Linked DNA regions of Mus musculus: region 1 is linked to region 2. Evidence: chromatin contacts called from ENCODE Hi-C or POLR2A ChIA-PET data. All regions are on one chromosome and are shown on one strand. The core of a region is the stretch at or near the end of the contact, and the rest is flanking DNA. Distances in the headings are between cores, read along the strand shown. Region 1 holds the start of Gstm1 (glutathione S-transferase, mu 1). Region 2 holds the start of Csf1 (colony stimulating factor 1 (macrophage)).

What was found. Hi-C counts contacts between places; a loop is a spot of excess contacts on that map. ChIA-PET counts read pairs that join two places held with the same protein, here RNA polymerase II (POLR2A).
Region 1: a loop to region 2 is called in a map of heart, with 1.8 times the contacts of the local background. The contact joins the promoter of Gstm1 here to the promoter of Csf1 in region 2. A Hi-C loop is called at or near these places in 1 of 37 maps with a recorded cell type or tissue (heart). POLR2A ChIA-PET finds 5 or more read pairs at or near these places in 1 of 5 experiments (Patski).

The regions. Positions count from the first base shown.
Region 1 is chr3:108,016,367-108,020,578 of GRCm38, reverse strand. Gstm1 (glutathione S-transferase, mu 1) reads left to right here and starts at 2,606. Exons shown (of 8, transcript NM_010358.5): 1 at 2,606-2,839; 2 at 3,153-3,228; 3 at 3,631-3,695; 4 at 3,979-4,060; 5 at 4,151-4,212. The coding sequence starts at 2,804. It also overlaps the pseudogene Gm12502.
Region 2 is chr3:107,757,491-107,761,918 of GRCm38, reverse strand. Csf1 (colony stimulating factor 1 (macrophage)) reads left to right here and starts at 1,450. Exons shown (of 9, transcript NM_007778.4): 1 at 1,450-1,894. The coding sequence starts at 1,856. The region is part of intron 1 of Gm40121 (a long non-coding RNA gene); the gene reads right to left.

The sequences.
Region 1 (4,212 bases), core at 1,357-3,856, 260 kb before region 2:
TTTCAACACCTTCTTGATCCCAGACGTTCAACCAGGCAGACAGCGGTTACACTTGACAGTTGATGTTACACAGCACAACTTAGGTATTTCAAATGGACGAGAAGTTAGTATCAGAACAGTGCCTCAGGATGAAGGCTGAGTGGAGCTTCCTCTCCAGTACTTTGAGGTCTACAGATGTATCTAGAAAATTCACTACTGTGGAAAATGAAGACTTGGGTTGGATGGGGAGGGGAGGCCGGGGCCTTGGTGACTAATTGCTGTAACGCTGTCCTTCCGGTGGCTGTGGCAGCTTCATGTTCTCTTTTGGCATCATCAGGCGCCGCAGTTCCTGCAGGATGACTTTGATGCTGTGGGAGTTCTGCCACTTTGCCAGCACTGCCGTGGCTCTCGGATCCACCACTCCATTCGAACTGCTCACGCCGCTCATATTGACTCTTGTTACAAATTTTACAGACAGGGGTGCCTCTGGGTACTTAGGCCCACACTCTATCTTAAGGCTGTATATTCGGTTTTCATAGATTGTTCGTGGAGGCCCAATTATCATGCCTGTCCATCTTGTAAGTGTCATGCCCTCGTCGTCCTCCAGACCCCAGCTAACTGTGCCATCGCCTACTCCTTTCTGTCCTTCTTCCAATTCTTCTAACAGTCAGAAATTTTGAGGGACTTTTACTCCCGAGCCTGTGGTGGCTGACATCTTGCGCCGCTGTCACTCGAAGGCCGGCCCCTTCTTCACCCCCACCCCGAGTTTTAAAATTTTTAAAGCCATTATTTATAGAATTCTGTGGTTTTGCATGGACCATGTTGAATGTCACCCATTGGCCTGGAAGAAATTACGGAATCCATCTCAGATGTCACTCTATAGGTTATAAGCCAAATTTCCTCCAGCACATTTAGATTTTTTTCCTGTACAGTGTCCTTTTAAGACACTAGGGCTGGCTGCACTGTGAACTTGTGACAGTGCACAGAGACACCCAGAGGATCAGTGACCAACGCTGGGATTAAATTCTCCAAGACAGCACTGGCTGTGACTCCTAGCTTCAGATCTCTCCACGTCTCCAGTCCCCACAGTTCCCTGCTGCCTTTCAGGGACCTTTCTCATTCAAAGGGACAATGATCTCGGACTCTGGGGACCCTGCATTGAGAACTTGCTGTCCTAGCCCTTATCCCTGTCTGCAGATAGATTCTGTCCTCTGAAGGGCTCCAGGGCTCTGGCTCCCTTCCCAGGCCCTCTGAGTCCTTGTCCTAGACAGTATGGATTCCTTCTGCTTTCTTCCACTCCTCCTTCTCTACTTCCCACAGTGTGTGACAATCTGCTGAAGTGCCTCATTCATACTTGCAAAATATGTCCCTGTAGTTCCCACCAAACTGCTGCTAAAGCCCCAGTGACATGGTCACTTTTCGTGCATCCTCACCAAGACCTGCAGAACATGTGGTTTCTTTAATGTCCTAGGATGAGATGGCCTCTGCTTGCCCCCTGCAACCTCACTGCACAGCTCCTATGTGGGTGACATGATATGTTGCCTTCATACCCCGTAGTCCCAGTAAAGGATGATTTAATCCCAAAATGTACGTCCTGCAGAGCAACAGCCTTGGCCTTTGACTTGTAAACTCATTTTAGTCTCCCCTTCCATCAAGCCTCTTGGTTGTCTGCAAAAAAGAAAGTAAACAGGTAGGACAGTGTTCTTGGGAGGACATTGACCTTGTGAAGGTAATACTACAGGGCATATACTACTTGTGAAGGATATACTACTATATATCTCAGGGTAACCTGAAAGGTCATTTGAGCCACCCTGTCATATACAAACGCATGTCCGGAGCCTGGGCCAGGTCCTGCATTTAGGGACAGCTGAGGGTCTTGCTTTGGGCTCCCATGTGTACAGCATCCTGGTATCCCTTGAAAGCAAACTTCTTGGGTCACATGCTCTCCCTCTCTATGGCACAACCCAGCGTGGGCTCTTTTTCTCCCTTGTGCTCTGCTGGGTTTTGTCAGCTGACTGTTGTCCACAGCTGTGGCTTCCCTCAAACTTCCGGCCCCTCTGTGGTTGGTACTTGAATTTAGATTCATAAACACGGCCAAAATACAGATTAGTTTTTTAATAACTGATAACAGTTCTCAAACCCCCTAAAGGAAAATACGGAGCCCTGTTTATCTCTGCCTTGGGGTTGTTTCCATGTCACCGACTGTTCCTGTAACTTGAGGCTGTGTGCGCAAAAATCCGGTACCTGTCAGACTGACAGAGTTCTTTCCATGACGATAAGTGCTACATTAAACTCTCAGGTCGGGGGCTCTCGCCTTTTTGTCTTTAAGCTGAGAGTTGAGCCTCCCCAATGACAGATTCCCACAGTCTGGGTGTGAAAACCGAGCTCTGCAAAAGAAAGGAAGGCGGGAGAACACCCACCCAATGTTCTTTCGCTGTCTGGCCAGACTCCAGGCAAAGTGCTAGCTAGTCTAGGGAGCATCCAGCAGGCGGCGATGGCGGCAGTCGCTAAGAGGGTTTCGGGGGAAGCAGGAGAGCAGATTCTGTTTCAGCGTGTGCAAAACAGAATCCCGGGACAGAGGCCGCTAAGGATCTTAACCCCGCCTCTCCCGGAGAGGGTGTGGCCTCTGCCTTCCGCTTTAGGGTCTGCTGCTCTGGTTACAGACCTAGGAAGGGGAGTGCCTAATTGGGATTGGTGCAGGGTTGGGAGGGACCCGCTGTTTTGTCCTGCCCACGTTTCTCTAGTAGTCTGTATAAAGTCACAACTCCAAACACACAGGTCAGTCCTGCTGAAGCCAGTTTGAGAAGACCACAGCACCAGCACCATGCCTATGATACTGGGATACTGGAACGTCCGCGGAGTGAGAGAGGGGTCCACTTGGAGGGTGGGACTGGGATGTGAAGCAGAAAGTTCTTAAGAGCAGGAGCCCTTCCTACAGCGGGTACTCTTCAGCTCTCACTGGAATCTCCTGCCTGTAGCTCTCAGCGCTCAGTTTACGCACTTGGGTGGCTGTGTGTGTGTGCGTGCGCGCGCGCGTATGTGTGTGGTGTGCACATGCACGTGCGGGGTGACGGCGTTTGTGCAGTGTGGGAGGTCTCAACGGGTGAAGATGAAGTCATACAAAGAAGTCCCCACAATGTCTGACCTCTGTCTCTTCTGGTCATCTCTCCCAGCTGACACACCCGATCCGCATGCTCCTGGAATACACAGACTCAAGCTATGATGAGAAGAGATACACCATGGGTGACGGTAATGCCACCTTCCTGGTCAGACACCTGCTTCCCTCTTACCTATCAAACTATGCCTAGATTTCCCGTTATTTAGCCCTGCTGGTCTCCCTCTAGCTAAAGATAGAGGCTGCTGCTTCCAGAAACCTCTTTGAGAGTGCAGTTTGATTTTCCAATATAGATCATGGAGAATGGAGTTCCTTGGTCCATTTGTATTTATAATTCGACAGAATTCACTACTGGGGTCTTATTGGGTCCAGGCTGCCTTTATTATCAGTTGTTATTCAGACCCTTCTCCACATTGGAAAGTAACTCTCTGTAACAGGTTGCAGAGGCCCTGCCTTAGGGGTTCTTGCTACTGGTCGATAATCTGTAGAAGGGTGGGACAGTGGGGTAATGCCTTTTCACATCTTCTTGTTTACAGCTCCCGACTTTGACAGAAGCCAGTGGCTGAATGAGAAGTTCAAGCTGGGCCTGGACTTTCCCAATGTAGGTGCAGGGGAGGAGAGGTTTGGGGAAGACACGGTGATCTCACCTCATCTCCTGGCCTGGCTGAGGGTTTAGGATCAGTGTTTCTGCTCTCCTGCTCCATCCCTGCTGGCTGCACAGTGTTCTGTGATGGGCTGTGCCCCAGCTCTCTCATTCAGTGCACACTGTGCCCATGGAGGGCTTCCCATGGCAGGCACACTGTCAGGCCCTGTGTCTTCTCTCACCCAGAGAAAGGATTCAGGTACCCCATATCCCATCTGACCCTCCCTGCTTGTCCATCCAGCTGCCTTACTTGATCGATGGATCACACAAGATCACCCAGAGCAATGCCATCCTGCGCTACCTTGCCCGAAAGCACCACCTGGGTGAGTGGGGCTGGCCACAGGGTGGGAGATGGGGGATAATCTCCTCGGCTTGGCAAGGTTGGGATGCCTAGTGTACTGTGTGTGCTGCAGATGGAGAGACAGAGGAGGAGAGGATCCGTGCAGACATTGTGGAGAACCAGGTCATGGACACC
Region 2 (4,428 bases), core at 201-2,700:
TGGTTCTAAACGTAATCACTACTATCACTAGTATTCAGTGATTCTAAACGTAATCACTACTATCACTAGTATTCAGTGATTCTAAACGTAATAACTACTATCACTAGTATTCAGTGGTTCTAAACGTAATCACTACTATCACTAGTATTCAGTGATTCTAAACGTAATCACTACTATCACTAGTATTCAGTGGTTCTAAACCTTCTCAATGCTGAGACCTTTCAATACAGTTCCTCATGTTGTGGTGGCGCCCCAACCACAAAATTATTCCATTGCTACTTCACAAGTGTAATTTTGCTACTGTTATGAATCATAATGTAAAGCATATGATATGCAGGATATCTGACTTGTGACCCCCCAAAGAGGTTGCCACCCACAAGTTGAGAACCACCAGTTTAAAATAATGTAGAGAATGAATGAATGAATGAATGAATGCCAACTTAACTGGGAGGAATGGGTTGCGTCCAGTGGGAACACAGAAAGAAGGAATTATCCATCAGCCTGAAGCATCCCAGAAGGCTTTGCAAGACAAGGATAAGATGTGATTATAACCTTAAAAGGTGAGACATTCACCTTAAGATGGATGGGGGAAAGGAAGACTTCATGTCCGAGGAAGCAGCCTGAGCAAAGGTTTATGAGGGACGTTGTTGCTCTGAGCTAGGTAGTGCAAGGAAATGGAGGACACGTGACAAAAGTGCCCCTTTGAGACCAGACCACTCATCTGGGCATGACGGGATTGAAACACATTGAATCAGGATAAATGGAAGGAAGAAAAAGATCCTGACGTTGGCAATATAATTAATAGGCTCCTCTTGATAGGTTAATCTAGATCCATTCTCATGTAAAGACAAAATGTGATTGCACAAATGCATTTCCAACAGAGTTGAGGGAAATCTAGAGTCCAGGCACACCAACCTTTCCACATAAGCTGGGTTTGGCAGCCCAGGAGCAGGGGGCCAGCCAGTGCTTTCAGGTTAAGCACCTGAAGTGTCTCCTGGCAGAGTGCAGAAACACCCAGCTAGTTGTCACAGGACCAAGTCCTTCCTCTCCTACCCAGGTAGCTGGATGCTCCCCACTTCTCCCTACAGCCAGGGGAGAGGATAGTATAGTAGTATAGTAGATTCTTTGAACAATGCATAGGAGGGAGCAAGCCAATCTGCAAACCTGCTGCCCTGGGTTCCATGAGGGACTTGAATGGAGCTGCAGCAGAGAGGCGTTGGTCCATCCCCATTCAAGTCCTGTTCAATGTACTCTGTCCGTTTCCTGCTCAGATTTGAGGATTTTCGGGCCTTGAGGGAAAGTCCCTAGGGGCCAGCATTAGACCGAGAACAATCACACGAGATTGACAAGAGTGGCGAGCACAGAAGGAAAGGCAGTGTCTTGTCCAGAGCTCGAGAAGGGCGGGGGAGGGCGGTGGAGCCCGGGTTACTTTGAGGAGGCTGCACAGCCACAGAGCGACGGGGAAGAGAGCTAGCGGGGACGACCAGGCGGCCCGCTTGGGGGAAGGGAGTCGGCGGCTCAGTGGGCCTCTGGGGTGTAGTATGTGTCAGTGCCTGTGAGTGTGTTTGTGTGTGTGTATGTCTGTGTGTGTCTGGCGGAGAGCCAGGGTGATTTCCCATAAACCACATGCCCCGCCAGCCCGCCCGCTTAAAAGGCTGTGCCGAGGGCTGGCCAGCGAAGCTCGGCCAGGGGAAAGTGAAAGTTTGCCTCGGTGCTCTCGGTGTCGCTGCGGCTCTCTGCATCCCAGGACAGCGGCGTGGCCCTCGACCGGGGCGCGGGCTCTTCAGCCACTAGCGAGCAAGGGAGCGAGCGAACCAGGGCGGCCAACACGCCGTGCCGGGACCCAGCTGCCCGTATGACCGCGCGGGGCGCCGCGGGGCGCTGCCCTTCTTCGGTAAGCTGCAACCGTGGCGCGCGGGGCCCGGGCCGGGCTGGGGCAGGAGCTCTGCAGCAAGCAGCAGGCGGCTCTGCGGGGCCACTTGGAGCGGACAGCCCCTTCTCGCCAGCTGCCCAGGCTTCTCGGCCCTGGGTTCTGGCTTCCTTACTGCTTCTAAGCTACGGCTGAGGCCCGCGGTATTTCAATAGCTGCTCCTGGGGCTGCAGCGCTTTGCGAGGTAAAGAGAAGGCTGCTCATCCCATTGCACGGAGGAGAACACTGAGCTACCCACAGGCTGGAGAGAGAGATGGGGGTCTGGGGGGGGGGGGTATCGCAGGGATTGGCACAGGCCCAATGTCTGCCAGAATGGTCAACCAGGTCTCCAGGTTCCGAGTGACACAAGATCCGAGTGTGGCATCATCCCCAGTAGATATCTTTCTTTGGTTGTTGCACATGTTTTAGGCCCCAGTTGGGAGTGGGCCTTCAGGGTAGGGAAAATTCAGGCTCACTCAGCTTTACACCAGGACCTGTGCTGAGCAACCTGTTGGCAGAGAGAGAGAGAGAGAGAGAGAGAGAGAGAGAGAGATGGGCATGCTGCTACTTGTTCAATGGATGTGTAGGAACTATTAGGGACTTGGGTGGCTCTTTGAGGGGAGCTGGACCCGAATCTTTTCTTGAAGAAAATGAGATGGGGCTATTCTAGACTCTGCGGCTGACTGAGGAAAGAAAGTGCAAGGAGAGTTCAGAGCTGCAGCTGATAATGGGCTGCTCAGAAGCTGTCTCCAGTAATGGCAGCAGATGATAGCATGGCTCTTACAGAGTGAAGGATGGTACTTTCAATCCACAGCAAGTGGGTTTGCTTCAGAAGAGAATGAGAGGGAAAACCTGGAGGGTAGGAACCGAACTTGTGATGGGCAGCGCGTTGCAGGTGTCTGGGAGGAGAGAAAAGTAGAACAGCAGAGAGAGGGGCTCAGTGAGAGGCAGAAGGTGGGGTTAGGAGGAGGGGAAGGGAGGAAGTTATCCCACATGCAACAAGCATAAAGAGAGAAGAGGGAAGAAAAGAAAGACTACAAGGAGACATAAGAGGAAAGAGAGGAGGCCGAGGTTCAGCCAGGCAGTCAGGCCGGGTCTCTGTCTGCAGACTGTACTGATTGGAAAATGGAACATGATGTCTTGAAGTGCTCAGAGACTGCCGCAGTTTCCAGGCTGCTCTCATAGTCAGAGGCTGAGGCAGTGGGTGGGAGGAAGAAGCAAGCCAGGAAGAGCCTGTCCAGCCAGATGCAGGCTAGAGTATTAACCCTTGGGTGTCCATCTGTATCCCTGTCTATGGCAGCATTGGGGTTACAGAGCCAGATCCAGGAGTGGCTGGTCATCTTTGAAGCCAGCAGCTGTGCATTATTTCTGTGCATGCTTGAAATGCCACCAAAAGCCAGGTAGCCCTGAAGTAATGTCTTTATCTTGCTATCTCCAAACATCAATGGCTTGAAATTCCTGGGTTGAGATATTTCTGAACATCTCCATTCCCGGGTCCTTTCCTTCATACCATACACACATGGACTGACAGGCTGAGTGATACCAGCCTGGGCCAGAGTCATCTTCTGCAGTCATTTCCTTTAACAGGTTCTGAGACTGGGGTTCAGGAGACCCGGGCTGCCACTCCCACTCAGGACTAACTTTCCAATTGCCCAACCATGCCCAATGCAGTTTATCAACCCATAGCTGGCTGCACCCTCTCCCCCACCTCTTTCTCCCTGTCTCTCTGTGTCTGTCACTCTGTGTCTCTGACTGTCTGTCTCTGACTGTCTGTCTCTGACTCTCTGTCTCTCTCTCTCTCTAAGGTCAGGCAAGGAACCTAACAGGTCCTGTGCGTAATGGCATTAGGCAACCCTGTGCCTTAACACCCATCAGCATCTTCCACCCTTTAAGGCCTCACTCTTCCCTCCGCATGGCCCAGCCAAAGCTGCCTTTCCTCCCTGGTACTCACTGGCAAGGCTTTGGGCTTTTAGATGTAACCCAGTGTTGTTATGGACTGTTTCATAGCCTCCCTGTGTTTTTCCAATGCGCTCCTATTTGCAACATTTGTCTCATCATCTGGACTATTGGGGCAGAGCCAGATCCAAGAAGGTGCCAGTCATCACTCCACCCTGCCAGCATTTCCCTGAATTGGGGGATATCAGCAGCCAGAATGCTCAGAATGGCAGCATCAGGCCAGGGAAAGAAAGCCCAAGAGTCCCTCTGCCCCAGGCTGGCATCTCCCGGGATACCCTATTGGAGCCCGAAGGGATGGAAGGATTTTAGAGTAGAGGAGGAGGAAGGAAGAAAGGAGAAAGGAAGGACCCAGTCAGGTGTCAGGAGCCAGACCTAGGACTCTAGGGATGAGCAGCTGCAGGGCCAGGTGGGTGCTGACGGAAAGGAGAGAACTTTCTTGCTGTGGCAAGAGTTTGCTGACTAGATGAAGGGCCTGATGGGTCTCAGATAAACAGATGCCAGCAGGGAAACACAGCATTGTCCTTGATTAGTCAGCTGGACTCCTCTTGAAATGCAAGTCCAAG